Linked DNA regions of Homo sapiens: region 1 is linked to region 2. The links are chromatin loops, found by intact Hi-C in ENCODE. Cell type or tissue: heart left ventricle. All regions are shown on one strand. Each heading gives the region's core, and the rest is flanking DNA. Links, peaks and the distances in the headings are about the cores only.

The links. Hi-C counts contacts between places; a loop is a spot of excess contacts. Peaks named below come from ENCODE experiments on the same cell type or tissue, not always from the same donor. Only the 100,000 strongest peaks of a DNase experiment are listed, where the experiment ranks them.
Region 1: it touches region 2 in a loop (2.3-fold over the local background); 6 of 110 quality-filtered maps call a loop at or near these places.

The regions. Positions count from the first base shown.
Region 1 is chr6:134,714,234-134,730,816 of GRCh38, reverse strand. The region is part of intron 3 of LOC101928277 (a long non-coding RNA gene); the gene reads left to right. Among named protein-coding and RNA genes, the nearest start is that of LINC03002, 180 kb to the right of the region's middle. In heart left ventricle, for the core only: no CTCF peak of the experiment used is centred there; no DNase peak of the experiment used is centred there; H3K27ac peaks cover 2,029 bases.
Region 2 is chr6:134,524,066-134,540,648 of GRCh38, reverse strand. LINC03002 (long intergenic non-protein coding RNA 3002) reads left to right here and starts at 644. Exons shown (of 3, transcript NR_125856.1): 1 at 644-750; 2 at 9,585-9,811; 3 at 15,106-15,331. RefSeq lists enhancers at 2,541-3,740, 5,294-6,493. In heart left ventricle, for the core only: no CTCF peak of the experiment used is centred there; a DNase peak (open chromatin) is centred at 9,648; H3K27ac peaks cover 2,307 bases.

The DNA of each region.
Region 1 (16,583 bases), core at 2,796-10,795, 190 kb before region 2:
TTTTTTTTTTTTTTTGAGACGGAGTCTCGCTCTGTCACCCAGGTCAGAGTGCAGTGGTGCAATCTCGGCTCACTGCAACCTCCGCCTCCCAGGTTCACCCCATTCCCCTGCCTCAGCCTCCCAAGTAGCTGGGACTACAGGCGGCCACCACCACGCCTGGCTTATTTTCTGTATTTTTACTAGAGACAGGGTTTCACCATGTTAGCCAGGATGGTCTCGATCTCCTGACCTCATGATCTGCCCACCTCGGCCTCCCAAAGTGCTGGGATTACAGGCATGAGCCACCGTGCCCGGCCTTGATTCTTAAAGCTATATGCTTTCGGGAGCAAACGTTTATGTTGAATTTTCTTATTCTAGGACTTGTGTTGCCTTCTGAATGACATCTAGATTTGAGTTAATCTTTTTGTAATTACACATGTGGGGTTGGAGACTGCTGTTTGCCTACTGATATTCTGCATCCCCTCCTCCTCAAGGACAGAATTGTGACCTGATTTGAGGTGGCCTCTCTCCCCTGCAGTCTTTAGCACACTGAGCAGCTGGAGAATGGTCACATACCGCAGCATCTCCCTTCACCGCCCCCTCCTGCCTGGCTCTGGAGTGAGCATCACACCTGTGGTGCCTATCAGCCCTGGGGGGACAGACTGCTGCTGCTTGTCGCCGAGTTCAGAAACCTCAGAGAAGCATGTCGTCTCCGCTGGCAAAGCTCCCACCAGTACCCCGGAGCCCCAGCACGCTGAGAAGCAGAGGTCTCTGTGTCAGCAAGGTGGGAGATGTGCTCCAGGCCCTCACCTCTGATTCTCTTTTCCTTAGAAACTGTTAGAAAGAAAGCTTAGCATCTATCAGTCTCTTAAGATCATCGTTCACCTGGATTTTGTCTACACAGCCATTTGGTATCTGGACTGGATAACGAACCACCATCTGTAACTCAATTTGTATGGGGAAAGTGTGTTTGGCACTCCAAACATCTAATTTACTAAGCACCATTTGCAGCACGGCCTGTGTGTGTTAAGTGGATTCCTGCCAGGGTATGTGGACTGAGATGAATCAGGAATCAGGAGCCTCAAAATGAAAAGTGGATTGGATTCCTAAATATGGCTGTGGCTATGCACAGGAACAGATTTAGAGAAGTTAAACCCATAGATGGTTGAATTCAGTAGAAAAAAAAAAAAACTAGCAATTTGACGTGATTCAACTATTTCCTCACTCACTCACTCTGCTGGAACCAAAGTGGTTTATCCTTTCTTTTATCTAATACTCCAAGATATCCTCATATAGAAATGTAAATCAGGCCACCACTGAGTGGGAATGCATCCCCAGAAATGCTCCTGCACAGTGAGTGTTGAGTAAGGGAACAGCAGTTCAATGTCCCTCCTGTTACCACACAGAAATTTCTTTAAGAACTGGCTGAGAAAATATCTGTTTGACATGACGTTAAATCCTTTAAACCAGCATGCTATGCTAGACCACTATTATTCCTCTTTTTTTATTTTGAGATGGAGTTTCTCTCTTGTCCCCCAGGCTGGAGTGCAATGGCGTGATCTTGGCTCACCTCGACCTCCGCCTCCCAGGTTCAAGCAATTCTCCTGCCTGAGCCTCCTGAGCAGCTGGGATTACAGGCGTCCACCACCACGCCAGGCTATTTTTTTTTTTTTTTTTTTTTGTATTTTTATTAGAGACAGGGTTTCACCACATTGGCCAGGCTGGTCTCAAACTCCTAACCTCAGGTGATCTGCCTGCCTCGGCCTCCCAAAGTGCTGGGATTACAGGCATGAGCCACTGCACCGGGCCTTTTTTTCTGGAATAGTAGAGCAAACAACTTGAAGGATACATGTTTTGTGGGATTCATCTGGGGTTTATTTCTTTGTAACTTGCCAATTTCTTGTAACTGGCCAAATCTTTGGAAGGAGATTAGAAATACAAAGAAACAATACAGGAAAAATAGCAATTTTCTGTAGCTTTCCCAAAGGGACTGAGAAGTAAGAGCTGATCAAATAGGTACAGATCAAAGAGGCTCAAACCAGAGGGGAACCAAAGAGAATATGATTTGCATAGGTGATGGTGCCACAGATGGCCAGGGGTCATGTTCCTTACTGGCTGTTTGGGCTTGGGCAAGACAATGAAAATATTTAAGTCTCATTTTCTTTCCCTGTAAATGGGGAGAATAATAACAAATGATATCTGCTGCTATTGTTATTTGGCCAAAATAATTATCCTAGGCTTGAAATGGTACTGATGAAAAGAAAGTGTATATAAGATCTAGTAGTTGATAGCACAACAGAGTGACTATAGTCAATAATAATTTAATCGTACATTTAAAAATAATTAAAAGAGTAGAACTGGATTTTTCATAACACAAAGGATAAATGTTTGAGGTGATGGATACCCCATTTACCCTGATGTAATTATTGCACATTATGTGCCTGTATCAAAATATCCCATATCCCCCATAAATGTATATACTTGCTATGTACCCATAAAAATTAAAAATTAAAAACATTTTAAAAAGAAAATGCTTGTGTTTTAGAACATTATTCTCGTTCTTTTGGGCTTTGATGGACCAACCAATTTGAAGTAAATTCAGCATTTACTTTTGAGAAAAATTACTTTTAGAAAAGGAGACACTTGGTTTTAAAAATGCACACTTTAAAGTTTATTGTTTTCTTCATAGCATCTTTGAGATTCTCCTTACTGTCTCTCTACCCTAAAAGAAGCATAATTGCGCCAAAATCTCATCATTATTTTAAGAGGGGATTTCATATACTGCTTTACTTTGGCTTTAGGCAACTCCATCACCTGAAGTTTTACCAGAAAGATTGAGATGAAAATCAATTTGATAACACTGTCATAACAAATCATATGACATAGTAGAGGCTCTTGACTTGTGGTCTTCCAAATTTTCTCTGCTTCAGGGTCTTGGGTCCTAATACCCATGGGGATGCTAGGATAGTGTTATTTACTGAAAGCAGGGATGCTGGGGCTAGGGAGACGAGCAGGATGGACAGATGTTCTTCTGTAGGTATGAAAGTTTGAGACACCAATTTGACATGCAAGTATAGACACCATAGCCTTGAGCTATGGAGATGGTTGAGCAGAACAACTCCTTTAGCACTGTGTTCTTTGAAGTCCTAGAAACTTCTCAGAGAGCTTCCAGAGCACCGAGGTGGGGTGGGAGAGTGACTTTGGGTCTTCCCACCCTACCCTGCTTCAACCAGAGCATGTTTTACTGTGTTTCCCATCATGGTTGCCATGAAGCTTCATTTGAAGGAAAAAAAAAGAGACATTTCCATAACTTAATTTTTTAAAAAATCCACTGAATTGCAGAAAGGATAAAGTGGTGTCCGAATATGTAAAATATGCAGATTTTATTTGTTTGAGAAACACAAGGATGTATTGTTTGACAGATCATCTAAACCAATTAATCCCTAGAATGGAAGACAGAGGGAGAAAGAGGAACAAAACTGTTCACACAACTGCAGTTGGTAATGGGATTATTTCATTGGCCTAATTCACTAGTCAACTGAATAATCAAACACTATATGCATCTCCCTAGATGACGTCAACAGTGACCTTTTCATGTATTATTTTTTTTTATTCTATGTGTCATGAATCCAGTACAATCTGAGAACACAGACATTATTTTATTCCTGTACTGTGTTTCCAGGACTTGGCTAAACAATGGGCTGGACATCATTTCTCTCTCTTCAGAACATGGAAGAAGAATTTGAAAAGTTAGAAGACTATATTAGATGCCTTTCTTCAACCAAAATTATTCACTCCCAAGAAAAATATGGGGTAAAATGCTAGCAGATAAAACTGTTGAACCAGGAGGAGATATAAATCTAGGTCCCTAAATTGTGAAACGGTACCGAGTGTAATACCATTCCCTGTGTTCCTCTCCTTCCTTCTAATTCTGTCCCCCTCTCAAAGCACAGCTTTTGTCTTACTTTCCTAACAATTTCCAAGAATGCCTAACATCTCCCTGCCAGTGTACACACATAGCCTTGATTATGTGATTATGGTCCACTCCTTTGATATCTTCCCAACCCATTTGAAAACTTTGAATACTAAGGTATATCTTATATGTTTTTATTCTTGAAGTGGGCATATACTAGATGTTTAATGAAAACATTGCCAATGCCCTTCAGATGGAGACCACGAGGAACACACCTGTACTTAAGCAAGGTCAATTCATGACTCCTTGCAATGAGGGAGAACACATACCGTGTGAGCTATGGAGGATGTTGGGAATGACTAATTGTACGATTTGAGCTTGTGTTAGGTGACTTGAGGGAGAGTTTTAGAAAATGAGGCTTTGCTCTGGATTGAACAGTTCTAGGAAGTGCAGTTGATTCTGTGTTTGGATATTTTAACACATCTAGAAGGAAGGACAACTAGAATGACGCTAAAGCTGTGATTGGTAAAACAGCAGCTGTCACTCAGATTCATTAGGATAGGGGAATTTGGGTCATTTTTGTTGCTCCGACAAGGTTCATGCTTTTGTGGTTTAGATGTTATTATGGAGTCGTCTTGTTTTTGTCCTGATCCATCACGGTCATGGAGTGGCCTTGTCTAGTGTTGATGTTCTGTGAAACTATTTGCATCCAACAGGAGGGCACCAGGGCTAGCTGTGAGCACCAGACCAGCACTCGCTGTTGAGGGCTGCCTTGCTCTTTCTCGGTATTGAATTGAGTTGATTTTCAGCTGCAGTGTGCTTCATTAAAGATCCTTGTTTTATACTCAAGGGTGGGTGGAAGGCATCCCGAGAGACAAGACCTCTGAGCTCTAATAACTGATCAGCCCTGTCTTACTTACACTGAAGACATTATATAATTTCTTTTCAAGGTTGCCTTTTGATCTGTAGAGGGAGTTGCCTTTAACTTCAAGAGGGTGTCCTAATTCTTTCCTTTAACTGGAATTTCATCATCAGGATCAAAACCTAATTTCTTGTTTATGCTAACGAGGCTCTGGAAGCTAACCTTTAGCATGTTTACCTCATTCTTTAAAGAGTCTAGGCTACAGTGAGGGTGAGCTGAAAACAATGCAGTCCTCTATGCCTGAGGACTGCATTCTATATTCAACCAGTGTGGCCATTTCATGACATCAACACTGTTGGGAAGGTTTTGGTAAAAAGCAGCACTGCATCTATTTGATTCAATCATACCTAACCCATTTGTTTAGTGGTTTGCAATAAATAATGACATTTGAGAAGTGGTTTATAATCCTTGTTGCACAGTAGAATCAAAGGGAAGCTTTTAAAAAGAAATCCTGGTTTAATTGATCTGGTGTGGGGCCCAAGCAGGTACTAATTTCTTTAAAGAAAAATACTCCACAGGCAATTCGAACAAGACTCACTGGGAAAAATAAAAGGGTCTTTTGCCCCTAGTTTATAGTGTAAATTATTCTTCGAGGACATCAAGGGAGCTTTGTGACTCTTGGTATCCAGGCTTGGTATAATTTGTCTTAAAATAATGGTAGCACGTTTGCTTAGGCCAATGCATTTTATGTGACTAGATGTTGGAAAAGCAATATTAAGTTAAAGACTCAATTGAAGAATGAGTCATCTTAAAACAAACAATATTGGCTAGTTTCTCCAAGACTTTGGTGAGTTAAAATAATTCTGCATCCGTGGTCATCCTCCCTGTCCTATAAACAGGATGAGGGTGCAGTGACGGTAAAAAAAGGGAGCGCCAGTGTCTGGCGCGGGGTTGACAAGCAGACATATAAACAGAGTCTTGGGAGGAAGCTGTGTTTATAGCAACTGAAAGGGAAGCCCTAACCTCTGAAGTAAGTAGGGGATGCTGGTGCCTATAAATAGTCAGGCAGGTTATTTTCAACATTTGATAAAAACTATTCACCAATAAATATTTTCTATTATGTATTATAAATTAATCATTAGTTTGACACCCCTGCAGCTGTCTATTGTACTTAGAGTTTCTGCAAAAATAATTATAGATTGAGCAACATAACTTCCTTGTGTATAAATAGCAATATGTTTGAAGTCACCGAGTTACAGTACTAAAACTCTGAAGGAGAAGGCGACAGTGTAAAAGTTAACTCATTTAACTCCACTGCGTCTGTAAAAGCCAGCATCAAATGCCTTTAAAAGTGTACCTGTGTAACTGATGGTAGCCGTTACCCTAGTGAAAAATATTTGTTGCAAAGAAAAGGCTAGACTAAGCAATGTTCTCTGAAACATTTAAAACATCTGAAAATAAACATTTGTGGATTGACTGATGTGATGTAGACACAGAAAGGTCTTGGACTCATAGCTTGTTAAGTTAATAAGTTAGGCTCCTGGGATACATGATTACCTTCAATTGCATTCTAAAGGGAGACATTAAAAATTTTATTATAGTGGAAGCATGCCATGTGATGTCCCCAATTTTGAAGATATTAACTTTCATTTTAGAAAATAAAAAGAGAAAATACCACTGAGTGGTTAACATTAAAGACTCTGGAGCTAGACATTTTGGGTTTAAATACTAACTCCATCATGTACTATCTTTGTGTAATTTGGAGCAAGTTATTTAAGGTGTTTTATTTCTTCCTCACCTATAAAATGGAGATAATAATGACATTCATAGAACTGTTGTGAAGATTAAATTATGTAATATAATAAAACACCTGGAACAGTGCCTGGCCCTTAGTAAGCATTTGTTTTACATATCAGGTGCTTGGATTTTTGGTCCTTCAGAGAGAGTCGAATAGTTGTGGAGTGAATTTCAATTGAGCAAGAAAACCTGCTGAAACAACGTTTGTATATGGATGATTACTTTCTGAAATTAAACCTGGTTCAGTGTCAGTAAAATTTTATGCTAAGTATCTTGTCTAAGGAATAAGGCTTAGAAAACCCTGAGACTAGGGCTGTTGTTTTTTCATCAGTTGACCTTGTACTTCCCATGACTTCTGAAGGGGAACAATAATTTCTTTGAACAGAAATCTCTCTGTTTCCATCTCAAGATGAAAAAAAAAAAAAACACCCCAAGCCTAATTAAAACAATTTCAAAAGATTTTTGTTTACAGTGTGAATAATATTTAAGTATCTGTTACAGAAAGTGTTTTCACAAGCGTGGAGGAGCCTCAAGGACAGAGAGAAGATCTGTAGCCCTTTGTCATATACTTTTTTCATCTTCAGGGGTTTTACAAGGTTGACTTATTAAACTCTCCAGTGACCTCATCTACTCATAGTACCTAGGGAGCCTGTAGGGAATGTTTCCACACTGGGGCTGTCCACTAGCCTTTCTTAATAAAGGAAATTAAACTGATTTATGATAGCACATGAGCTCAGATGCTAGAGAGTAAATGAAAGAGATTTTGAAGATATTTGTGTGTTCATATCTCAGGAGGCTATGTAATTAGTTCCACTCTGATTACCTTTAAATGATATGGCACTGACATTGAAATGGAAGGTTCCATTATTTAGCAACCACTATCTAAGCAATAATAACAGCAAAACTAAAAGTGAATGTTTACCTGACATTTATTACATTCTGGCAAGGTTCTGTGCTTTACATATTAGGCATACTGGATTCATCCTCCCAACAACCCTGTAAGTACCATTATTAACTCAGTCCCAGAGCATGGGTGGCGGGAACCCATACGTTAGAAAATACATGGTAGAGTCAGTGGTGCTGGAATGTATTCAAAGGCATAAGATGATTTAGAGATCACAAAGTCTGGATCAAACCCAGATGCTATGACCCTGTGTCTCATGACCCAGCATTTCTCCAGCTAAAGAATTTCAAAATGTGAAGGAGAATAGCTCCTGAATATAGATTTTTTTTTTAAAGGTAAGGCACTGTTCTATTTATTTAGTGCACTTTGCTGAAACTGTTTTCTATCAGTATTAGAAAAGCATACAGTATAACTCGAAGATTTTTTAAAATAACAAAAAGTTCAGCTTGTTGTATGGCTGTGTGCTAATTCCTGATGTAGTGGGACTCTTTTTTCTCCACAGGAACTGTATTCTGTGAAGCAAATCTTTCCATAATCTCTAATACTGCCCCACAAGTCCTGAGTGAATTACATACTTTCATTATAGCCCTCCCTCCTCCACATTCTCCCGACCCTGGAAAAATAGCCTACTTTTCTATGAGGGAAAGAAAAAGAGGCCGTTAAAGAGGCCGTTACTTTGTGTCTGAAAAGAGTGAAGGAATTACTGAGCTACTTACAAGCTCTACACATGTGGAATCAATATAATTTTCCATCAGATGGTTCAAAAATGTATTCAAATTATGTGGTTTTGCAATGCTAAACTTTGGAATTTAGTTGTTAATAGGAAAGTTTTTAGGATAGTTTGCCTACCGAGTGCCATTATTGAATTTGAATAGCAAATTGTTTATAATCATACACAAACAATCTTTATTTAGGTTTTACCCATGTTTCCTGAAGGGCAGGGCAAGTTCTGAGTATATTATTCCTCTCTGTCTACTGGGAAGGTCAGGATTACAGACAATTAGAAGAAAGTCAGGGCATGAACAGATCTCTCTATGTATTCCATTAGTCTCCTGTTTTGATATTTATCCATGAATTTGAAGTCACATTTACTTAGCTACCATCTGATTTCCATGCAAGGTTTTTCGTAAAGAATATGACAGTGCTTAAAAATATGTGAATTTTTAAATAAGACTTTTGAAGCAATAATATAAAGGTAGATCAATGATTAATGTGGAATTAGATATCTACAAGAACTCCTGAGATGCAGCACCTCAAAATATAGTTGAACTGGGTTAAAATATGTAAATTCCTTAAAGTCAATGAAATGTAAAGTTACATTTCAGTTATGTGCCAAGCAAGGTCCATATAACTGGCCTAGTATAAACTTTTCACATGTGTTTATAATAATGAGGCTGACAGTGGAAGAGATGAACGTGGAATTACTATTAGAATAACAATTTACATTTCTGTAAAATGCCCTCATATAGGTAATCTCTTGATTTTCATTAGTTAGGTATTATTATTCCCATTTTATAGATTAGAAAACTTAGGCATATAGAGCATAAAAGATACAGTGCATGGAAGATAGCATCATCTAATGGAAACCGGGTGAGAGGACGGACTTTGGGATCAGACAGATTAAAAATCCCAGTCCCACCCCTCAATGCCTATATGATCTATGGAAATATTATTTGGCCTTCTTAAGCTTCATTTTCATTATCTGTGAAATTGGGATAATTCTGTTGACTTAACAGAGTTGCTGTGAGGGTCAAAGGCAATAAAGGTATGTAAAAAGCTTAGTTTAGATTTTTCTTGAAGATATGGGGCTCGATGCTGGGAGACTCCAAACACAGTGCTTCATGAATATTTGGTTGAGATCTCTGTTTTGCCATTTGCAATGTCAGGACATGCATTTTTGGGCCCTCTTGCCGAAGCCATAGAGAGCCCCTGTTAAGACAGGAGCAAAGTGACCTCTGCCCCAGATAAAAATTATTACCTTCCTGATGTATTATTACCCTCACCTGGATTAGGCCATCGTTATTCCCAAATAGTAACAATCTGCAAATGCATTTGTACAATAAGAATTGCATGGTCCTGGTACATCTATTTTACACACATTCCTTTTAGGGATTTTGTGGACACATATGTTCACCAGCTTTAAGAAATTGCTCTATCCACATAAAGAAGGATCACCCACAGCATGTGTTTACTGGTCTCCTCAATGTGTGAAGTTAGGGCTATTTGTTTGTAACATGCTCATATTAACTCTCTTTAATGTCTGCAAGTGAGGAAGATGACTGATGTTTGTTCACGCCTAAAATAGAGAAGTGGAGGAGTGGGAAGGAAAATTATTTGTGCAACATTACACAGAAAGTCCGTGATGAAGCAGGAATGAGAGCCTGAGTTGCTGACCTCTTAATTCCTTTCCTGTCTCCCACAGACAATGATGCTTCTGCAACTCCTGGGCAGGCAATTGCACCTTCATTCTTTTGTACACTTACAAGTGTATTTTCCAGGGAACCCACTGCAAGGGCCTCCACCCACTTACATACAACTTATATTTAGCTCTGATGACAGGGGTTTGCTTGACCTGACCAAAATCAAAGGAGAAGTGAGCCTACTGGGGCCTAGACAGGGCAGGAAGAAGCTCAAAGAACTGGCTCTATAAGAACTACAGAAAAATCTCTGACCTTGAGGTCCCACATCTCTGACCTTGAGGTCCTCAGAGAGAAGCAGCTATAACCCTGATGATGACAGAGATGAATTAAAATAAAAATGCTTCCAAATATCTGTTGCCAGGAAGCAGATGACATGCTAAATTACTCTGCAGATTGACTACTTAATTCAGCGATTTCCTGAGTCAGGAGTTGCCAGAAGAGCCATTTTGTCCTTTCTGGCAAAAAAGCCGCTGGGATTGCTGTCTCCAGTCCTCTTTCCTCTGCTTCCTGCTGTAGGAAGGCCTGTTTCCGCAGAGAGATGCCTGATTAGACAGCACTGTTTTAGTAGGCAGAGGACTAGGTAACAAGTTAGGTCTTTCATTTGACATTGATTGTGGGCAGTGTGGAAGTCATGCACATCATAAAAATACAAGTCCTTTTAGAAAATGTAAACTAGTGAATGAAAAGCAAATTAGACAAAGCAAATGTCTGAAAAGTAATATTGCAACATTTTCATCTATTTGATTTCAAATGTTTTGAAATGCCTGGTTTATTTTTGCACAAAGAGTCCTGCTTCAGTCCCAGTGCAGTTTTTTGGAACTGAATTTTGAGTGATGAGATTAGTATTTGCCAGGCGAATATGATGCAGCTAAGCAGTCTGATGTCAGTGAGTGGTGACTTTCAGAAGGCATAGCAGTTGGCTAGGGCCAACTCAGTTGACCCTGAGCCAGAATGGGCATTTTATAGAAACTGGTGGATAAGCTGTATCTCAGCTCCTAACTACTTTGCTGTACTGCGGAGTAGTGCCTCCACCTTATCTCTAAATTGCTGAATAAGATGCATATAATCCAGCAAGGCTAAACAAATAAAAAGCTCAGAACATCCAGGCAAAAGGAAACAAGAGTAGGAGGCAAAATGGAACCACAAATGAATGGGTTCACAAAACATGGAGTGAAGATTTATTTCTTCTGGTACTTGTTTAGCATCAATGTTGTGTGACCTTGGGTTAGTGTGTGTGTGCCCTGACCACTCAGGCTGTAAGCATCTCAAGAGCAAGGCTTCTGGCATTGGCTTCTTTCAAGTTCGTGTCTTGTTCAGAGCTTTACTTGTAGCCTGTGCCGCTTATATGTTTGCTAGTATTGACTGGTGATGGTTGAGTTTCTTCTCTTCCACAGGGTTCTACCTTGGAACTCCCAATATTGCAGCATCAATAAACGTATCAGCAATTATTTCCGGAGCTGTTGTTTTGGATTACAGAGCATCTCAGGTTATTTGCATTTAAGCAAATTTGGAGTGATTTTGTTGAATAATTTCTATTTTTAGATTTTTCACTCCAACAGCTGGGTGTTGGCTAGAAAGTCACATGTTACTAAAAGTGTTTGTGTAGAAGAAAAACGTCTATTGGCCACGAGGTGTTGTAGAAGAAATTCCTTCCCTGGAGGAGAGAATGGCTAGTTGACTAGATGTTCCTTTTAAACTACTCCATCATATTTTACCCTTGGCAATGAATTTGCAATGGAAGCTCTAAAACCTATTCTTATATTTGGGATTTCTTTAATTCCAAAGAAAAGAATATAAATAAATACTTCATAGGTGGCTTTAAAGTTTCTGCTCTGCCCGGGCGCAGTGGCTCACGCCTGTAATCTCAGCACTTTGGGAGGCTGAGATGGGCGGATCACCTGAGGTCAGGAGTTCGAGACCAACCCGGCCAACATGGCGAAACCCTGTCTCTACTAAAAATACAAAAATTAGCTGGGCGTGCTGATAGGCGCCTGTAATCCCAGCTACTCGGGAGGCTGAGGCAGGAGAATTGCTTGAATCCAGGAGGAGGAAGTTGCAGAGAGCAGAGATTGCGCCACTGCACTCCAGCCTGGGTGACAGAGCGAGATTCTGTCTCAAAAAAGAAACAAACAAATAAATAAATTAATTAATTAAATAAAGTTTCTGCTGTGGACTTTTTTAGGGGATATTTTTCAGTAGGAGGATTATACAGGACTGACAGGCCACTGGCTGTATCATCAACTGATTTGGGGATTTGTTGTCAACTCTGCAAAAGAAGGTTAAAAAAAAAAAGAGAAAAAAATTGAAACTTTCTCTTTGGCTTTTTTCCTGATAGCTCTGGTGAAAAGTTTAAGAGGGAAGAAGCCATAGATACTAACTAAAATAAAGTTCTGGTAATATTTTTATCCAGGCATGCTGTGCTACTTTGTTAACATAGTTAAGAGATAATCCATTTTAGTATAAATCAATAATGAATAATTAATTCCATTGTATATCCAAATAAAGGAGGAAACATTTCTAAATAAAATGGATAGTTCGGCTTGCAAATATGACATGGATATAAATTTTATGGTATCTTAACCTGTATTTTGAATTTCTTTCTTATTTGTATCTGATATTCTCCAGAGGACTAATTTAAACTGAAGAACAGGTCTCATCTGGAAGAATAAATGGAAAAGCACCTTCTGAAAAAAGAAAGTAATGTAGGAGGAGAGGAAGAACTTTCTACATATGAAATTGTATTTTAAAGCTATTTTATTTATTTATTTATTTATTTATTTATTTATTATTATTTTGAGACAGAGTCTCGCTCTGTCGCCCAGGCTGGAGTGCAGTAGCACAATCTCAGCTCACTGCAACCTCCACCTCCCAGGTTCAATCAATTCTCCTGCCTCAGCCTCCCTAGTAGCTGGGATTACAGGCACCCACCACCACGCCCAGCTAAGTTTTGTATTTTTTTTAGTAGAGACAGGGTTTCACCATGTTGGCCAGGCTGGTAACTCCTGACCCCAGGTGATCCACTCTCCTCAGCCTCCCAAAGTGCTGGGATTACAAATGTGAGTCACCTAAATCAGTGTGGTGCTGACAGGAGTATAGACTGCTCAGTGAATCAAGATGTCCCAGAAATAGATCATAGTATAAAAGATTATATAGTATATATCAAGGTGATACCACAAATCACATTGGAAAGAGAATATCCAGTAAATGATGTCAGAAAAATTGGTTATTTATTTGAATAAAAACCTCACTAGATTTCCATTTAATACCATATACCAAAATAAATCAAGATGGGTAAAATAGTTATACACTAAAAAGAAATCATGAAGCAACTGACAGAAAAGATAGGTTCTTATTTATTTGATCTTGTTATGAAATAAGATTTGTAAGAAAAGAAACCCCAAAGGGAAGGTTGTTACATTTGACAATGTAAATTTAAGAAAATTCAGAAACTTTAGAAACTTTATATGTTTATTAAAAAATATGAATTGGGCCCCGCGCAGTGGCTCACGCCTGTAATCTCAGCACTTTGGGAGGCCGAGTCGGGCGGATCACCTGAGCTCAGGAGTTCGAGACCAGCCTGCTCAACATGGTGAAACCCGGTCTCTACTAAACATACAAAAAATTAGCCGGGTGTGGTGGCAGGCTCCTGTAATCCCAGCTACTTGAAAGGCTGAGGCAGGAGAATCGCTTGAACCCGGAAAGTGGAACTTGCAGTGAGCTGAGATCGTGCCACTGCACTCCAGCCTGGGTGACAAAAGTAAAACTCTGTCTCAAAAAAAAAAAAAAAACAAAAGAAAAATATGTGATTTTTTTTTTTTTTTTTTTTGAGACATAGTCTTGCTCTGTCACCCAGGCTGGAGTGCAATGATGTGATCTCGGCTCACTGCAACCTCTGCCTCCTGGGTTCAAGTGATTCTCATGCCTCAGCCTCCCGAGTAGCTGGGACTATAGGCGCATGCCACCACGCCAGGCTAATTTTTGTATTTTTCAGTAGAGACGGGGTTTCACCATGTTGGCCAGGCTGGTCTCAAACTCCTGACCTCAGGTGATCCACCCGCCTCAGCCTCCCAAAGTGCTGGGATTACAGGCGTGAGCCATGATGAACTGTGAGTCAATTAAGCCTCTTTCATTTAGAAATTACCCAGTCTTGGGCAGTTCTTTATAGCAGCATGAAAACAGACTAATACACAGGTTTCCATGATTGTGAACCATGAACACTCATATATATATATCTCCTGGTGAACACATGCAGACTTTCTCTTGAGTATATGCTTATACTAAAGAGAAATTGAGTATATGCTTATGCTCAATGAAATTGCTGGATCAAAGGGTTATGTGAGTGTTCAACTTCAGGAGCTAATGCTAAAATAGTCTAAATAGTTTTACCAATTTTTACTCCTACCAGCAACTTTGTGAAATGCCTTGTGGATATACATCTTTTCCAACATGAGATATTATCAGACTCTTCAATTGTTGCCAACCAAATGGGTACACAATAGTACTTCATTGTTGCATTAATTTATAATTCCTGATCACTGAGATTGAACGTGAATTCATGTGTTTATTGCCCATATATGATTCTTCTTCTGTGAAATGATTGTTCATGTTTTTTGTCTATTTTTCTATTGGTTTCTTTATTGACTTATTGAACTTTTATATATATATATATTTTTTTTTTGAACAAATCCTAGTTGGTTGTGTATCTTTCAAATGGCTTCTTTCAGTTTATAATTTGTCCATTCTATTTAAGGTGTCTGTTGACAAATTTCTTAATTGTAACGCCTTAATTTTAATGAGGTCGAATTTGTGCAGCTTGTTTTTTTGCTTTTAAAAGTTAACATGTTGTGTGTTTCATATGTTATTTCCTGCTCCAAAGTCTAAAAATCATTGACTGATAGTTCCTCCTAAGAGTTCTAAACATTGATTTTTGACATTGAGAGAGAGAGAGAGAAATGTTTTCTTTCACTTTAATGCAAACCAAGTTTAACACTCGTCCTTCAAGATCCAGTGGAAGTGAGAGCAGTGTGTGTTGAATCAGACAGAATGCAGGAGAAAAAGCAGCAGGGCCTGACAATATAAAGTACCCAGTAAGGGTGGTAATGTTACCCTGCGGTACACAGATGACAGGGCTCTGATTAGGAATAGAAGAAAGAAGTACATCCCAATTCAGTAACTTACCAATTTTCCAACCAGATTTGATCATGTACTCCTAGAAACTCCCAAAATAGCCAGGTGATACGTAAAGGGCCTGAGTCTTTTTGCCAGTTGGGGAAAATACCACTGATTGGACTATATTATCAACAAAGACCATTGGGAAAAAACTGAATTACATTAATTACAGAGATATGTCTGTTTCTCCAAGTTCAATCGTTGAAGCCCAGTTTTCCAGTATAAGGGGTTTCAGAGGGGAATTTCTCCTACGTTTCCCACTCTTGCATATGCTCCCTGCTATGTATTGTTGTAATAAGAAGAGTTTTATAGGCATCTGTTATTTTAGGTGGGAAAATGAGAATTTTCTGGCTATTTTCTAGCAGTCTCTTTCCTTATTTTTTTCCTCTATGGTTGTACTCTTGTTTCCGTTACGATAGATAGTTAAACATGAGTAGGGCACAGAGGTTCCCCCGCCACCAGGAATGTCAGGCAATCATCATGTGGTGGTCAGGTGCTTGTTAAACTGTCTCTCTAAAATAATATTAGGTTGGTGCAAAAGTAATTGCTGTTTTTGCCACTGGAAGTAACGGCAATTACTTTTGCACCAACCTAATAATTGGTTGCAGCCAGTGCCAGGGGAAAGGCAGTCTCCCTAGATTAACAAAACATCTAAAGTTGGTGATTGGCAGCTTCCTGACAAGATCTCAGGAGTTGGCCAAGTGGGCTCATGCATGCGCACTAGGAGGCAAAATGGGAGAGTTTCCTAAGTGGCATATGACCGTCCTATGGGAACATTCCGCTGGTGAAGGAAGAATTCCTCAAGTGAGTATGTGCACAACTCTAGTAAACATACTGCGCATGCGGCCCCTCCCAAGTGCTGGCAGGCCACTACGCATGCGGACAGCCCACTCCAAGGAAGGCTCACTGGAGAAGAGACGCAACCTCTGGAAGCTTGCCAACATATTAAACCCCAAGTCAAAGGCTAAACCACACACTTGAATCTCTCAAGTTGCTCATTTGGCCCTCTTCCAGGTACTTTACTTCCTTTCATTCCTGCTAAAAACTTTTTAATAAACTTTCACTCCTCCTCTAAAACTTGCTTCAGGCTCTCCCTCTGCCTTATGCCCCTTAGTCGAATTCTTTCTTCTGAGGAAGCAAGAATTGAGGTTGCTGCAGATCCATGTGGATTTGCCGCCACGAACATTTCTTACTACCTATGTCGTTTTTCCATTTCTTCCTCTGCTTCCAGAGACACCTAAAATATCAGGGGCAGCAGGTGGAGTTGTAATCTCCTTCTATATTAGTAAGGCAGGGCCAGTGGCTACACTTAGTTGTTCACATATATGCATTGTTTTGCAAGTACTGGTTGCGATTCAAGTTGCAACAGGTGTCCATGAGTAGGCTCTGGGCTTCCTGCTACAGGATTTCTTTCTGTCACACTTTGGACAATAGTTGTGGACACTGGCACCGGGAAATATAAATAATAAAGATTAAGGTATGATTAAATATCCCCAGACTTTAAAATAGCATTTGTATGCACTACAACTTCCTGTTACG
Region 2 (16,583 bases), core at 4,786-12,785:
TTACTTCTCTTCATTTTCTTAAGAGCCATAATTGCCCTGCAATGGATCATGGATCCCAGGCTGCTTCTGGACAGGTACTATTGGGCCAACACTCAGACTTACGTTCAGTACCCCCATTTGTGTCCTGTGGCATTGTGCCCAATGTAGCAACTAGAGTGATAAATGACTTCCTGCGCCTAAGGTCACCAAACAAGCAAATGCTCCCCAGGGTCATTAGATGGCTTTGTGTTCTTCTCCTAAATTGTTCCATCAGTGAGCCAGGATGGTGGAGGACTTGATTTTTTTTAATTTTATTTTTGATGCTCCTTCTAGGCTCCAGACTCACTGGAGACATCCTGACACATAATGCTTCGCCCAGCACAATGCGATGCCCTTTACCTAGTAAAAGGGTGAGTCCCGTAAAGGTGCTGCCTTCCCCCCAGAACAAACAAGGGAAATGCATCAGGAGAGCTCAGCTGCAGACAGAATGCACATCATGAAGCAGGAGCCACCCTGGGATTCCTCAGATGAAAGCCAATTTCAATGAACATTGTGTTTCAAAGCCCGCTTCCTCTTGCTCGGTAAGAGCTGCAGAAGGAACATCCCACTTGAGTCTGCTGACACAAAAGAATGCTGTGGCTGGGAGATCTTATCGAGCCTTCCTGTGCCACAGCAACAGAGCTCCAGTTGTGTCTTGTAAGAATTGGTCATTGTTTCATGGGGACGACTGGCTCCTTTGGGTGGGATCTGATGGCATCTCATGGAGTTGAGGTAGGTGGTGCTGGGAGGTCAGCCAGCCACATGACCTGGCTTGCTGGCTTCTCGGAAGTCAGATAGAAGAGCAAACTTCACCCAGTTTGCTGGATGCCGAATAGTTAAACATTTTAAGTTTAACCATTAAAATATGTATTTTCTGTTTCCTTAATAATATCTTCAACTGTACAAGTTAAGAACAAAAATTAGAAATGATGTTCAGGTTTTCTCAGTTGGTATAAGCTGTTTATTGTTCTCTTTTAACCAACAGTTATTTGATTCTAACAAAACTGAGGAAAATCAAGTAGTGTTTTGAAAAATATAAATTTAATTATTTAAAACTATCTATGGAGAATGTAGATGCTAATACGTAAACATTTTAGTGTTGATGACATAAGTCTCAAAAATATTTATTTGCTTCGTGAAGATGAACTTCCAGTTTACAATCATCACATTTGTATATAATAGTGTAAGTTAATAACATCAACTTAATTAAATTTGGCTAATTCTAGATAGTGTCTTCTTTTCCTAGAAAGCTCGTGGCCTTTTCCAGAGAGGGAAAATTGATGGTTACTTGTTCAGTTATACGGAGAGTAGAATTTGAATTTTCTTCTCTTTCCTCTTTCTCTTCCTAAAGGTCTGCTGCAGTAATGAATACATATAGAAATATATATAACTGTCGGTAAGACATGTCAGGGAAAAGGGGGGCCGTGAGTTTCCTAAAGGAACTTAAAGAAATTTTTTTTAGATTGAGGGGGTACATGTGTAGCTTTGTTACATGGCTGTATTGAGTGATGCTGAGGTTTGGGCTTCTGTTCGAACAATCACCCAAATAGTGAACACAGTATTCAATAGGCAGCTGTTAAAGTCTTGCTTTGCTTCCTCCCCTCTTCCCCCACTTTTGGAGTCCCCAGTGTCTATTGTTTTCATCTTTATGTCCATGTGTACTCAATATTTAGCTCCCACTTGTGAGAACATGCAATATTTGATTTTCTGCTTCTGCGCTAATTCACTTAGGATAATGGCCTCCAGCTGCATCCACATCTCTGCAAAGGACATGATTCCATTTATTTTTATGGTTGCATAGTATTCCATGGTGTGTATGTATCACATTTTCTTTGACCAGTCCACCATTAATGGACACCTAGGTTGATCCCATGTCTTTGCTCTTGTGACTAGCGTTGTAATAAACATATGAGTGCAGGTGTATTTTGGTAGAATGATTTATTTTCCTTTGGGTATATATCCAGAATGGGATTGCTGGGTCAAAGGGTAGTTCTATTTTTAGTTTAAAGAAATATTTTAAATCCCTCTTTCCCATATCTCCCTGTAGAATTTTCTAAAATGCTGTTTGTTCCATGTATTCTGATATTCAGAAAAAACAATTATTTTGCTTTAACTTTGTACAAAGTTCTGAGGATCAAGATATTACCAAAACACCATCTCTGTTCTAAATATACATTTTAAAATTATCATGCATAATTAGTTATGTGTAAATGTTTCTGCCCTCACTGAACTGTGAGCACCTTGAAGAAGGGAGCTAGACCATATTCATCTTCCTGTCTCCAGTGCTGACCACAATGTCCTGCACATAGAAGTGCTTAGTGAATATTTATTGACGGACAGGTGGATGGATGGGTGAGCAGATGGATGAATGGATGGCCATGCTATAGCCTAGCACATTTACAAGTAGGGATTTAATTCAGGCTATCCACATGGTGCTTGGCATGACTACACCTGTTAATCCTCTGGGCATTTATTATCCCACTCTTTTGTTTGTTTGTTTGTTTGTTTGTTTGTTTTTTTGAGATGGAGTTTCACTCTTGTTGCCCAGGCTGGAGTGCAATGGCACTATCTCAGCTCACTGCAACCTCTGCCTCCTGGTTTCAAGCGATCCTCCCACCTCAGCCTCCTGAGTAGCTGGGATTACAGGCACGCGCCACCATGCCCAGCTAATTTGTTGTTGTTGTTGTTGTTGTTGTTGTTGTTGTTGTTGAGATGGCGTCTTGCTCTGTCACCTAGGCTGGAGTGCAATGGTGCCACCTCCGCCTTCCAGGTTCAAGCGATTCTTCCACCTCAGCCTCTGGAGTAGCTGGAATTACGGTGCACGCCACCACGCCTGGCTAATTTTTTTTGTAGTTTTGTAGAGACGGGGTTTCACCATGTTGGCCAGGCTGGTCTTGAACTCCTGATCTCGGGTGATGTGCCCGCCTCAGCCTGCCAAAATGCTGGGATTGCAGGTGTGAGCCACCGCGCCTGGCCTGTTACTCCACTCTTAATTACACAGAATGCAGATATTTTCAAGATCACCTTGTCCAACTCCTTCAGTTTACAGTTGACGAAATGAGATTCAGAGAGAGAATTTGATTTATCCATAGTCACATAGCTTATAATTAAGTGGCAGCTCTTGGTTAACATCCAGACCTCTTGATTTTCAGTCAAATGCCAACTACATGATGTTGCTTTCCATGACTCATATTTGGAGGTTTTCAGGCACCCTATGGAGCAGTCTGTCCCTCCTGGCTCATCTGGGGCAATATGAGAGCAAATGGGGCTAGAACAAAACTGGATGAAAGGAGAAACTCTGGGGCTGCTGAATTCACATGCCGATGGTGCTGGGGAAAGGTATGAACAAGAATGACTCACGGTTATTCAGGCTGATGTCATTCCATGACTCCCTCAGAAGATGCCACACTCAAAATTCAGCAGATGGCATGCCATCCCTTCCCTAGGTTTCCTGGCTAACCTCTGGAGATGGTGATGTCCAGCCCTACTCCACTTACCAAAATCTCTGTTTTATGTAAAGTCCAGCCTTTGGAAACCCTTTCCAAAGAAGCTTTTTTCCCCACCACTTAATGGTGAGGCTGATGTAATGGTACTATCTCTAGACCTTCCTGATATAAGGAAATGCTCCTAATGCATTATTTCTGATGGTCTGGATTTTGGTTTCTCTAAGTTATGCCCAGTTACAATGCATCTAAATGCATATGATGGATCTATACTTAACCAGAATGTTGTTTATTAATAATTTAACCTTGGGCCAGGAGTGGCGGCTCACGCCTGTAATCCCAGCACTTTGGGAGGCCGAGGCGGGTGGATCACGAGGTCAGGAGTTTGAGACCAGCCTGGCTAACATAGTGAAATCCCGTCTCTACTAAAAATACAAAAAAGTAGCCAGGCGTGGTGGCGGGCTCCTGTAATTCCAGCTAGCCAGGAGGCTGAGGCAGGAGAATTGCTTGAACCCAGGAGGCGGAGGTTGCAGTGAGCTGAGATCAGGCCATTGCACTCCAGCCCAGGCGACAGAGTGAGACTCCATCTCAAAAAAAAAAAAAAAAAAAAAAAAAAAAAGAATTTAACCTTGTAGAGTAAACTATTTTAGAATGAGCACATAACAGAATAGAGGAATCTCAAAATAATTATGCTGAGTGAAAGAAGCCAGACCAAAAAAAGAGTACATACAGTATGATTCTGTTTATATAAAACTCTGGAAAATGCAAACTAATCTAGAGGAAGAAAAAGCACAGCAGTGGTTGTCTGGGGAGATGGGGAAGGAGTGGAAAGGACAGAGGGATAGAAAGGGGAGCAAGCAAACTTTGGAGGGTGATGAATATGTTCACTGTCTTGATTAGGGGATCTGCATATGTCGAAATTTATCACACTGTACAACTTAAATATGTGCAGTTTGTTGTATGTCAATTATACCTCAAAAAGCTGTTTTTCTCAAAGAATGTAATCTTTTAACGTTCAACTAAAATACTGTATTATTAAGTTTTCAATAAGAGAAGCAAAAACACTAGGATGCCTGTGTGTATGTATGTATATGTATTTATACAGTTCCAGGGATTTGACATTACATAATAGTGTGGTGTGGTTAAGTGGTTAAGTCATGTCTGTAAAGCTGTTGTCTTCATATCCAATGCTGGAGCTTGAATTCCAATGACAGGTTGTCAGGAAAGGAAGATGGATATAAAGTGGGGAAGAACCAGAGCAGGCTAGAACCCCAGACACAGTGGGGGCTCACAAGGACAGACTGAAACTTGCACCAGTTCTGAATGCCTCTAACCTTGGTTGTATAACGTCCTTCAGAGGCAGAGCCCTTCATAACAGAGCTCAGTAAAGGTGTGTACCTGGCCCAGGAGTTGGAGAAGCTTCAGGAGGATCCATCCAGGGGAAGGTGGAACAGTTGCAGGCCCAGCTGCTGTCTCATGCAAGAGGTGATCCAGCAGCGAAGAGACATATATAAGGTAGCAAATGGCTGCTGCTTTACTCCCCTCTCCAAATTTTGCCCGAGAATCTCTCCTGTGACCCACCCTAACCAGAAACACACAAAAAAGGGAATTCTGGGAAACAGAGTTCAGTCTAGTTGGGTTCGCTCTTTACAAAGCCACACCTTGACAACTTGGCCTCCTACTCTCTCCTTAACTCAAACTTAATTTCCAATTACAGATAATAACAAAGTTGTGCCTGCCTCTAACATGATATGTCTGTCCCAAGAACAACCAAAATACACTTTTCTGTAAGAGAGAATCCAACATTCTTGTTATGATTTTGGGTGATATTCATTTTTCTTTTAACAGATTCACAACAGATTCTCACCTCTCCTTTGATATCCTACAACTTATACATTGAGATATTAAGTTAAATAGTATTAACACATTTTATGTTAGATGATAAGGGAATGAGACAGAAGACAAATACAAAGTAATTGGTTAAAGAAATATATATACATATATTTATATGTATGTTTGCATATAGTCCTATAAAAATGAAGAAATACTCATAATTATTACAGTACTTGTATCTGTCACTGGTCACATGACCACAGCTGGTATTTAGAACTACATTCTTCCACTACCTACTTCATGTTCCCTTTGTTCTCAGTAAGTACTTTAACTGGTCTTGGGTTTTTGCCTGGTGATATAAACCAAATCTTTGTTCCTGAATGTTCTAGGACATTAGCAGTCTTGTTAAGTTGAACTGATGTAGTTTTCTATTCACTTTAATCACAGGATATGGTAGTACTAACAGGAAACCTAGAACTTTAGCTTTCAAGACATGCTCCTGATTCTCTTTGTGTAGAAGCAGCCTAGATTGAATCACTGCCTTCTTTGCCTGTTGATTCAATGGCATGAGTCAAAGCGGTCAGGTGGCACTCCAGATCAACCGAGTCATCATATGTCCCCTGACAGAAGAACTCCTCCTTTTGGAACTAAGACCTCTTTACCACCCGAGCCTGATGTCACAGGGACTGGAAGCAATCGTTTGTTAGTGAACTGCTAGGGATAATAGTGAGAAGATCCTGTCCTATTTCCACCCCTTGATCCCCGTACGCATGAGTTCTGGCTAAGGAAGAAACAGAAATATATGTTGGATGCTGATCTAGAGCATACTTTGCATCCTAAAAGACCATACATGAGTCTCCAAAAGGACATTCCACCATTCTATCAAGCCAGCTGCTTCAGGGTGACGGGGAACACGGTAAGATCAGTGGGTTGCATGAGTCCATTGCTGTACCTCATTTGCTGTGACACAAATTTGTTGGTCAAAAGTGATGCTGTGTGAAATACCGTGATAGTGAATAAGTTATTCTGTACATGGTTTTTGTAGTGGTTTTAGCAGGAGCATGTGGGCAGGGAAGTCAAATGCATATCCACAACAAGTGTCTATTCCAGTAAGAGCCAAACACTGCCACTTCCATGAGGGAAGTGATCTAATGTAATCAGCCTAGTAGCTGGGAATGGTGCCATGTCAGGAGCTCACTGTCAATCTCTGCTGTTAACAGATCAGGCACTCAGTTTTGGCACCACTCAGTGGTGGCTATAGCTAGATAGGCCTTGGTAAGTAGAAGTTCATGTCGATGAGCCCACGCATAACTGCCATTTTTTGCCACCATTGCCTTTTTTTTGTTTTTTTCATTTTCCAGTTGGGTAATGACAGGAGTTGGTTGGGAAGAAAGGTGACGAATGTCCACAGAATGGCTCATTCTGTTCACCTGATGAATAAAATCCTCCTCTGTTGAGTTTACCCTTTGGCGAGCATTCACATGGAACACAGATATTTTTACATACTATGCCCATTTGAAGAGGTCCATCAACCTACCTTTTCACCAGATTTCCTTGTCACCAATTTCTCAATCATGTTCCTTCCAATTCTCTGACCATACAACCAAATAGCCCATGAGTTAGTGTTGACTTGTACTTCTGGACATTTATTCTTTGAAGCAAAATGAATGACCAGGAGCATTGCTTGAAGTTCTGCAAACTAGGCCCAAGATTTTTATCCCTTTATCAGCTTGTCATAGGAAGCTCTCCAAGGGTCATAGGTGTAAGTTGAGAGAAAGAAGGCAATGTAATAGGAGTAAGGGTCACGGATATGTAGGCCACTTGCTCATGCAACGTATTTGTGCTTTCAGGCCCTGCTGAGGCCCAATTTCGTATCTACCACTTCCATTTAATCAGAGAGTCCTTCTGTGCATACTCAACTTTATGGCCTGGTGACTCAGACAACACTAGTAATGGGCAGCTCAGGTCATATGGTAACTTGGTAGCCCATCGTCAAACATTCAGTCTCTACCAAGGCCCGGTAATAACATAAAAGCTATTTCATAAAAGAAGAATCATTACCTATCAAGAATGGCAGGGCTTTCTTCCAAAATTCTAAGGGTCTTGTCTGTGCTGTACCTATAGGAGCCTGGCAAAGGCTTTAAACAGCCTTTCTTTCTGTTACTGGCATTTCAAGCACCATTGGCTCTTCTGGATCATGTGGTCTAAGTGGCAGAGCTGCTTGCAGAGCAGTCTGGACTTACGGAGCCTTCTCTTGTTCTGGTCTCTATTTGTGGGGTGCCTCAACATGCCTCAGACTTGATATTTGTGGGGTTTATTTCCTACCCTTGGTGTGCAAATGTCTTACCACTATATCTAGAGCAGTTTGTACTTTTTAATTACCAGAGAAGGAATCAGAAAAGCTGAAGGAGGATACATGGGAAGATGAAACAGCTGCAAGCCTGGCCACTGCCCACACCAAGGAAGTAAGCCAGCAGATAAGCCACAGTGTTTAGGGGGCGGCTGAAATGTGGCTGCTGCTTCCCTTCCACCCTCCTTTCTCCCACAAGAACCTCTCCACATAGCTCACCTTACCCGGAAAGATACAAGAACAGGAATTCTGTGAAATGTAGTTCATCCTAGCCAAGCTGACACATTACACACTACAGATTCAACTTATGATCTATTATTATAGGATGGAGAATCCAGTTTTTTTTTTTTTTTTTAAAAGTAGATGGCCTATCTTGGCATGATCTTCTTTCCTGAAGAATTCATCTAACAAAATTGTTTCTTACCTACAAGGCTTTGATTCCATAGAATTTGTGTGTATATTCTAGCTCTGGGGAGATGATCAAAAGGGAGCTGTTTCCAGAAACATATTATTTTTTAATAAATAAATTCTTAACAGTGTGAAAATATAGTCACAGTTTGAGTGTATTATTTATCAATTGCTTTTCCAGAGAGACTAAAATTTGCTTAGGTTTGAGGTTTTTTTTTTAATATTTAATCTTCAAAGTATTAGCATTTACTTTTAAGTTAAAAAGTGTGCTGTGGGCAAACAGCAATGTGATATGCTTTTGCATTGTACCAAAAAGAACATCTCAGCATTTGCTCTCCAGGCTTCTTGGAATGCAGTTCATTGTGGTGCTGTAGGTGACCATAGTGTTTCCAGAATTGATTGTCCAGGAAGTGCAGGGCATCCCAGTGTGTGTACCTGTTCCTCTGCAGAAAGCACTAATTTTCTTTTGTTTCTTTGTTTTGTTTCTGTAAACGATCTAAGAGAAGACTGATGTCAACTTTTGTCTCGTAATACACGAATCTATGAGTTTCTCTCAGAAAATGGTAAGATCATTGCTCTGTGCAAGAAAGGAGGGTGTATGTAAGGAGTATGTGACAAGCTTTGCAGGGACAGAATTCACAACAGAGAGCAGCTAAAGGAAGAGAAAGTACAAGTGACACTAAAGGGAAGGTGATTTTCAAATCCACCCTTGCTTATCTCAAACCAGTGCATGATTTCCTGATGAAGCCATTTGTCCACCCTACAGTGCTGTTGTTTCTAAAAATTCCTACCACAGAATAACAACTGTCAACACCTGCCTCAGACACAGCAGTAGGGAAGACTGCAAGTGGGAAAGAGATTTAAACACACCAACCTTTTTAGGAACAAAATCACTCATATCAGCTGATTTGCTGAATTAAAGGATTTTTTAAAGTATATGGTATTCTTTGACATAGTATTGGCTGAATAATCATTTAACAAATGTCACTGGTGGATGAATTAAGTAAGAAAGGTGTCACGTTGGCTCTTCATACAGACATTTGGCGAGTAATTGGCACTAAAAGGATTCTGATTTCTTCCCCTGCCATTTTGATCTTTCAAGTTTTAAAATAGCAAATAACATTGGTCCTTAGGGTTGGTCCATGTTAGAATCACAATGGACAGAGACCCTGAAAAACTGTACAAAAGAGGGAGGAACAGAACAGAATGGAAAAAAGTTATGGAAATTTTCCACCCATGGATGGGACACACCCTCATGCAAACAAAGCTCTGCGGCGAAGACTATATTTCATAAAAATGTGATAAAACACTTGCTGAGCCCTGAGGGGATGAACAATGGTTCTTTTTATTTTATTTTTTTTAATCTTCCAAAATTCAGTCTCACATGCTGAGCAGTTGAAGGGAAAGGCCTTTTGTCATATCTGTTTCCAAACATCTATTTCCTTTCTGGAGCCCCAGAAGTTTGAGTTGCTGTCACAGTGAGGAGCTCTCTTGTGTCAGCCACTCTGATTCTATGTCCTTGTCCTAACTAGGTTGTCTGCCAACGCTAACTGGCCAGCTCTGACAGGAGGTGCGTGGCCCAGGAGGAGCCATCAGGCCAGTTCTCTGGGATACTGCTGTGTCTCCAGCTCTGCAGTTTGCTCTTCGTCACTCAGCGGCAGACGGAGAGGCAGACACGAGCCCCTTGTGAGCCCTCCTCCTTACCGTCATCTCACAATGCTCTGAAATAAGGAGGCAAATGGCTGAGGTCCCCTCAGTTGTGAGTATCTTGCTTCCTTCCCCAATGCCTCTTCAAACCACTTTGTCAAAAACAACAACAACAACAAAACAAAAACAAAAACAAACAGATTCTTGTGTTCATGATACTAAAACAAAATTGCGTAAGGTCTGTTGCTTAAGATTAAGCACTGGCCGGGCACGGTGGCTCACGCCTGTAATCCCAGCACTTTGGGAGGCTGAGGCGGGCGGATCACGAGGTCAAGAGATCGAGACCATCCTGGCTAACACTGTGAAACCCTGTCTCTACTAAAAATACAAAAAATTAGCCGGGCGCGGTGGCAGGCGCCTGTAGTCCCAGCTACTCGGGAGACTGAGGCGGGAGAATGGCGTGAACCCGGGAGGCGGAGCTTGCAGTGAACTGAGATCACGCCACTCCACTCCAGCCTGGGTAACAGAGCAAGACTCCGTCTCAAAAAAAAAAAAAAAAAAAGATTAAGCACTCAAAAAATGTCAAAGTTGGTCTTAAAAATCTGGCTGTGGTTAATGGGATCAGCTGCATTTTTCTTTAAAATGATGTAACCCATCTCCTCCATTTTACTTTTGCATTTGACTTTCCAACTTCCACGCGAAGGAACAGCATGTGGTTTACTTGTGGTCATATGTTACATGTTGCTTTGGTGCTTTACAACTTTCAAAAAGCTTTTATACAACAGTGATATCATCAGTTCCTCAGATAACCCTGTGATGTGGGTAGGTTGATGGATACTCTATCATCATTTCCCATATGAGGAAAGAAGAGTAAATAAGTTACACAACATGGACGAGGTCACCCTGCACTTCAGAGGTGGAACCAAATTCCAACAGAAGCATTGAATTTCTAGACGAGTTTTTGTTTGTTTTTTATCTTTTCCATCACACCAAGCCACCTCTGTGAAGGAAAATTGTATGCATCTCCCTAATCCAACATTTTTCATGTTAATTATCCACTAAATTACAGCCACAATTTGGTAGTCTCAGTAGCTATTCTGGTTTGAGGACAACTTTTTCCAAATTTCCATATTTTTTCTACTACTTTATCATTTTCTTCTCTACTTGGAATGCCATACTTAACATTCACAACAACACCCTCTTTTATCTTTCTTCTTTCTTCCCTTTCTCTGTTTTTTTCTTTTTCTCCCTTTGTCTCTCCTCTTTTTCTCTCTGCCTTTCTCTGTCTCCTTTTTGTGTGTTTATTTTTGTTTTAGTTTTAGAGACAGGGTCTTGCTATGCTGCTTGGGCTGGTCTCAAACTCCTGGGCTCAAGCAATCCTTCTGCCTTAGCCTCTCAAAGTGCTAGATTATAGGCATGAGCTGTCATGCCCAGCCTAGTTTTGTTTGTTGATTGCATACTGAAAGTAACACATGACTAGAATATAAGAGAACTGAGTTTGAGATATTATAATTTCACATAACCTCTATAGGTCTCTGTTGTTTTATCTCTAAGATTGTTTTTTGTAAAATAATGATTTTCTACACAAGTGAAGAAGAGGGAAGGGAAAATGGGATTTTTGTGCTAATCAAAAATAATATGTGGTTAAAAAAATTGAGGGCTACCTAATTTGTAGGTTTTCTTATTTTAAGTAATAGATGATAGGATCAAATCCAGGTCTTCTGTCTACAAGTCAAATATTTAGGAAGCTGCTGGGTGCAGTGACTTGCATCTGGAGAGGCTGAGGCAGGAGGATCACTTAAGTCCAGGAGTTTGAGGCTACAGTGAGCTACAATTGCTCCACTGCACTCCAGCCTGGGTGACAGAAGACTCCATCTCTAAAACAAAATAAAACAAAACCAAAAACAAACAAACAAAAAAAATTATTTAGTGATTTTATTTTTTAGTGACTTTGTTAGCCTTACCAATAAGTTACTTTTACTTTTTTTTTTTTTTTTTTTTTTTGAGACAGAGTCTCGCTCTGTCCCAGGCTGGAGTGCCGTGGTGTGGTCTTGGCTCACTGCAACCTCTGCCTCCCGTGTTCAAGCGATTCTCCTACCTCAGCCTCCCGAGTAGCTGGGATTACAGGTGGGTGCCACCACTCCTGGCTAATTTTTGTATTTTTAGTAGAGATGGGGTTTCACCACGTTGGCCAGGCCGGTCTCGAACTGCTGACCTCGCGATCCTCCCACCTCAGCCTCCCAAAGTGCTGGGATTACAGGCATGAGCCACCACGCCCAGCACCAGTAAGTTATTTTTAATATGAAATTCCAAGACAGGATATACAAAATTTAGGAAAGAAAGAAGCCAGAATTTTAACAAGCTACTCCTGTCTTCACTATTATTAATACCAGATAATTTCTCATATTGATGGCATTTTTTTCTTAGAAACTCTAATCTAACAGTCAACAAAAAAACTACAATAAGCAAAAGAGGATATGAGACGATTATTCTAGCATTCTATTTTTCTGGTTCTCTTTGTCAAGCTAAGCGTTATGAGGTAATGGGGGTGTTTGTTCTGACTGGAAATGTGTTGCATTTAGATATTATATACAAAGGTTTTTCCTGGAATAACATCGTTATTTAGCTAAAAAGCTATAGCTCCATAGACTTGTGTGCTCTGAACACAGCTGCATAATTAGTAATCATCATTAATCATTTCTACTTCTGTACTTTTATCACCAACAAAATTATAGCAACCTATATTTTTAGTAAATTTTAATTGCAAGTTTAATTTGATATTTATTTATCACTATAAGAAGCAGTTTGCTGAACTGATTACGCAAATTTAAAATGATGTTTCTGAAGATAGAAATAAAACTTCCCACCAGGAATAAACAGACTTTTCAAAAGAAGAATATCTGCCTCTTGGCAAAAAAAAAAAAAAAAATAGAAAAAAAGAAAGGCTTTTAAGTTTTTTCCACCTTTAATGTGAAAATGAGTATTCATACGGGATGGCTTTAGACTACCTATTAGAAAATGCATATCAAGTAAGAGATGTATAATTTATAGAGTTGATTGCTTTGAGCAGAAAAGCTTAAAAAGGAGTTTTTGCAACTCAGGTTGTTCTCAAGAGGCAAACGTATGCTCATTATTCAGAATTGAAACCTGCCTGTGAAATACACAACAAAAAGGAAAAGAAACTTAGAGAAATGTTTGAGAGGTAAAATGTTTTACCACTCTTGGAAAAATTTTCTTGCTTCTTTTCTGTAAGAAGGAATAAGATAGTTGTTAACACTCTTGAAAACTATCTTAGAGAGTGAGGCTTGAACAGTTGAGGTTTTCTCATGGGACTGTGCACTGATGTCTTGTGGTGCTGTATCAGTATCTCCAGGCTTTCTTAGGTGGACAGTTGAATGGATGTGTCAACAGAAGCTGAGAAATGTTCTCTCAGCCAGGCTTAAGACATGAAAAGAAATGGCTTTCTTCATTTACAAAATTGAGCCACGAATAGACTCAAGAACAAAAGCCTAACAAGGAAGATGAATAACATAGAATTATCACTGTCACTTACATTATGTCCAGAATAACTGGATTACAAAAGGCAAGTCATGTTGTCAACAGCCCGAGATATGTGAGGAAACTCTCTGATGAAGGCCTATGCCCAAATGTCCTGAAATGGAAATCTGAGACCTGTGAGTACAAAAGTGCCCTGAATGTTCTTAACTGGCAGGGTGAAGGCAAGGGGACGGGGCAGTTTCTAAAGCAGCTAGAACCCTTCAATCACATGCAAGGAACTGGTAATCTGAAAAAACAAACCACCAAGAAAGAGTACAGATAAATGTCATAGCAAATCAAATGGAACATGATAAGCCAAGCTCTATACTCCTATTAGAACAGGAAATTCCAAGGAGAGATACCTTGACTTTTAAATAGTCTGCAGACACAAGCAATGCATTCTTCACAGGCATCTTATTTCCTGTTTTTGTTTTGTTTTGTTTTTGACTTTTTAGTATTTATTTTAACGTTTTTGAAAGAGATACATTTTTTCCAATTTAAAAAGAAAGAGACATGACCATCAAGAGTAGGTTAACATATAGCAGAATACCATATAAATGAATTAGCTGCTAGCTACAAGCAGCAACTTGGATGAGTCTTAAAAACATAACATTGGGGCTGGGCACGGTGGCTCATGCCTGTAATCCCAGCACTTTGGGAGGCCGAGGCGGGCAGATCACGAAGTCAGGAGATTGAGACCCTCCTGGCTAACACGGTGAAACCCCGTCTCTACTAAAAATACAAAAACAAAATTAGCTGGGCGTGGTGGTGGGCGCCTGTAGTCCCAGCTACTCGGAAGGCTGAGGCAGGAGAATCACTTGAACCCAGGAGGCAGAGCTTGCAGTGAGCCAAGATCACGCCACTGCACTCCAGCCTGGGCAACAGAGGGAGACTCTGTCTCAAAAAACAAACAAACATAACATTGGACAAAAACACATCACAGAACAGTATGTATAATATAGTACCATCTGTACAAAGGTCAAAGCAGGTAAAATTAAACAATATATTATCAGGAATCTATAAATAGGTAGTAAAGCTATAAAGAAAATCAAGGAACAAGTACCATAAATTTCAGTATTGCCCTTAGTGGCAGGGAGAAGGAGATGTGATCAAGAAGGGCACAAAGGTGTCGAATACTGGCAGTGTTTTGTTACTTAACGCTGCTGGTAGGAGCCTGAGTATTCATTTTATTATCTTTACACCAATTATAAATGCTGTCATCTACTTCTTTAAATGTATGATTTGTAAGTTTGTTTCCTCAGAAAAGATGAGTCAAGTTTCAAAATTTTATTTCATTTATTGAGATCCAAGTATCCCTATTTTCTGAGGGTGGCCTTTATCCAGAGACACCTATGAAGAAACCCAACATGCAGAGTTTCCAGATCCATAGACAATGCTGCCAAAGTGTAAAAAATAAATAAAATAAGATAAAAATCCGAAAAAAATTATTTTTTTTAAAGTTGGTATCCATATATATGAACTGACACTCAAGGCCTTTTACAACCTGAACCCAATCTTTCTTTCTAAGCAGATGATATCCCAGAACTTCCCAGTGGGACCTTTTCCTTGTTAAATGTTATTCCCTGGCCAAGCCTTACATTTCCCATGTTTGTGCTGTGATTATCTCATTCCATTTACCTGCATTTCCCACCCTCTTGCTGATTGGCCATCTTAGTTTGATCTTTTCTGGGAAGCCACCTCCATAACCTTTGTCTGAAGTGCTCTGGCTCTCTTGAGCTCTCAACAACTGCCAATTTAATTCTCCTAGCAGTTAACCTTGGGTGCCCTGTAACAACTGCATTTTCACCAACCAAACCCCTTTCCCTCCTGGGCAGAGAGCTTGACTTTATTTTCTGTCTTCCCTTGCAGGTAGATGTGATTGAGTTCTATCTACCAGAAGCATATGCCTCCTGGAAGCCTGGTTCTAACACCTCCCACAAAATCCTTCAAGCACTTTTTTCTGTTCCAAGGTTTGCTTATGGGGGACCCAGTGAAGTGCTTCAGAGCCCTAGAGATTTGCTGAGTCATATGAGGGGTCAGCAAACTTTTCCTGTAAAGGGTCAGATAATAAACATTTTAAGCTTTGTAGACTGTATAAAGTCTCTGTTTCTTCTCCCCCTCCTCCTCCTCTTTCTCCTTCAGCTTCTTTCCTTTAAATATGTACAAAACCTTTCTTCTTTTCCAAAATCTGTCTATATTTGACCTGTGAGCTGTAGTGTGCTGAGTCCTGCATTAGTAGGAAAGATCTTGAGTTTCAGAATGACGATGTAAAGCAGAGACCCTCCTCCCCGCACCCATTCTCTGCAACCGACACTTGGATTACTTTTCTTTTACTCTTTGTCTTTCTCTGAAGTATAGATGTATGGTTGGCTTTCTGAGGTCAAATATAATTAAGAGGTAGCCAACCATTTGGCAAATTTGAACCAAGAAGAGTTCTGATATAAAGAATGTAGGACCCATTCACTCCCAATTAGTCTCTTCACTGAAAGGTGGCTTACACCAGGTATATCTCATTTGCTAATTTGCTTAGTCCATGTCTAGGGAACCATTGTGATCAAGCCAATATACCCAGGCCAGAGCAGCCTGCTTTAGAATCAAAGCTTTAGGCTAGGCGTGGTGGCTCACATCTGTAATTCCAGCACTTTGGGAGGCCGAGGCGGACAGATCACTTGAGGTCAGGAGTTCGAGACCAGCCTGGCCAACATGGTGAAACCCCGTCTCCATTAAAAATACAAAAATTAGCCGGGCATGGTGGCGGGCCCTGTAATCCCAGCTACAGCTACTTGGGAGGCTGAGGCAGGAGAATCACTTGAACCCAGGAGGAGGAGGTTGTAGTGAGCTGAGATTGCATCACTGCACTCTAGCCTTGACAACAGAGTAAGACTCCACCACAAAAAAAAAAAAAAAAAAAAAAGAATCAAAGCTTTAAAATCCAGCAGAAGTAAAATTTCCAAGTGGGAGGGAAGAGGATCAACAGGAGAATCTGCAAGAGTAAAAGAGGAAGAAGATGTGTGCTGCATGGCACAAAATGAATCTGCAAAGCATCTGGGAACTGCAGGTATGTCTGACTCATAATATTAATGCTTTGCTTAGGACCCCTAATCTCCCTCCTTCTCTTCAATTTTCTGAAATAACCCACATCTGTGAAGTGTTTTCCTTTGCTTATATTTTCAGACCCTACTGATGCCTGGAACTCACTGGAGTCAGCATGTCCAGGCAGTCATTGTAGCAAGTCAGAGTGGTGTGATGAAATGCTTCAGGAGAAAAACATTTCACCACAGCCTGGTTCACTCAGATACCTTGCCAGGTACTGTGGTTCTCATGTGAAGAAATTACCCTTTACCTCT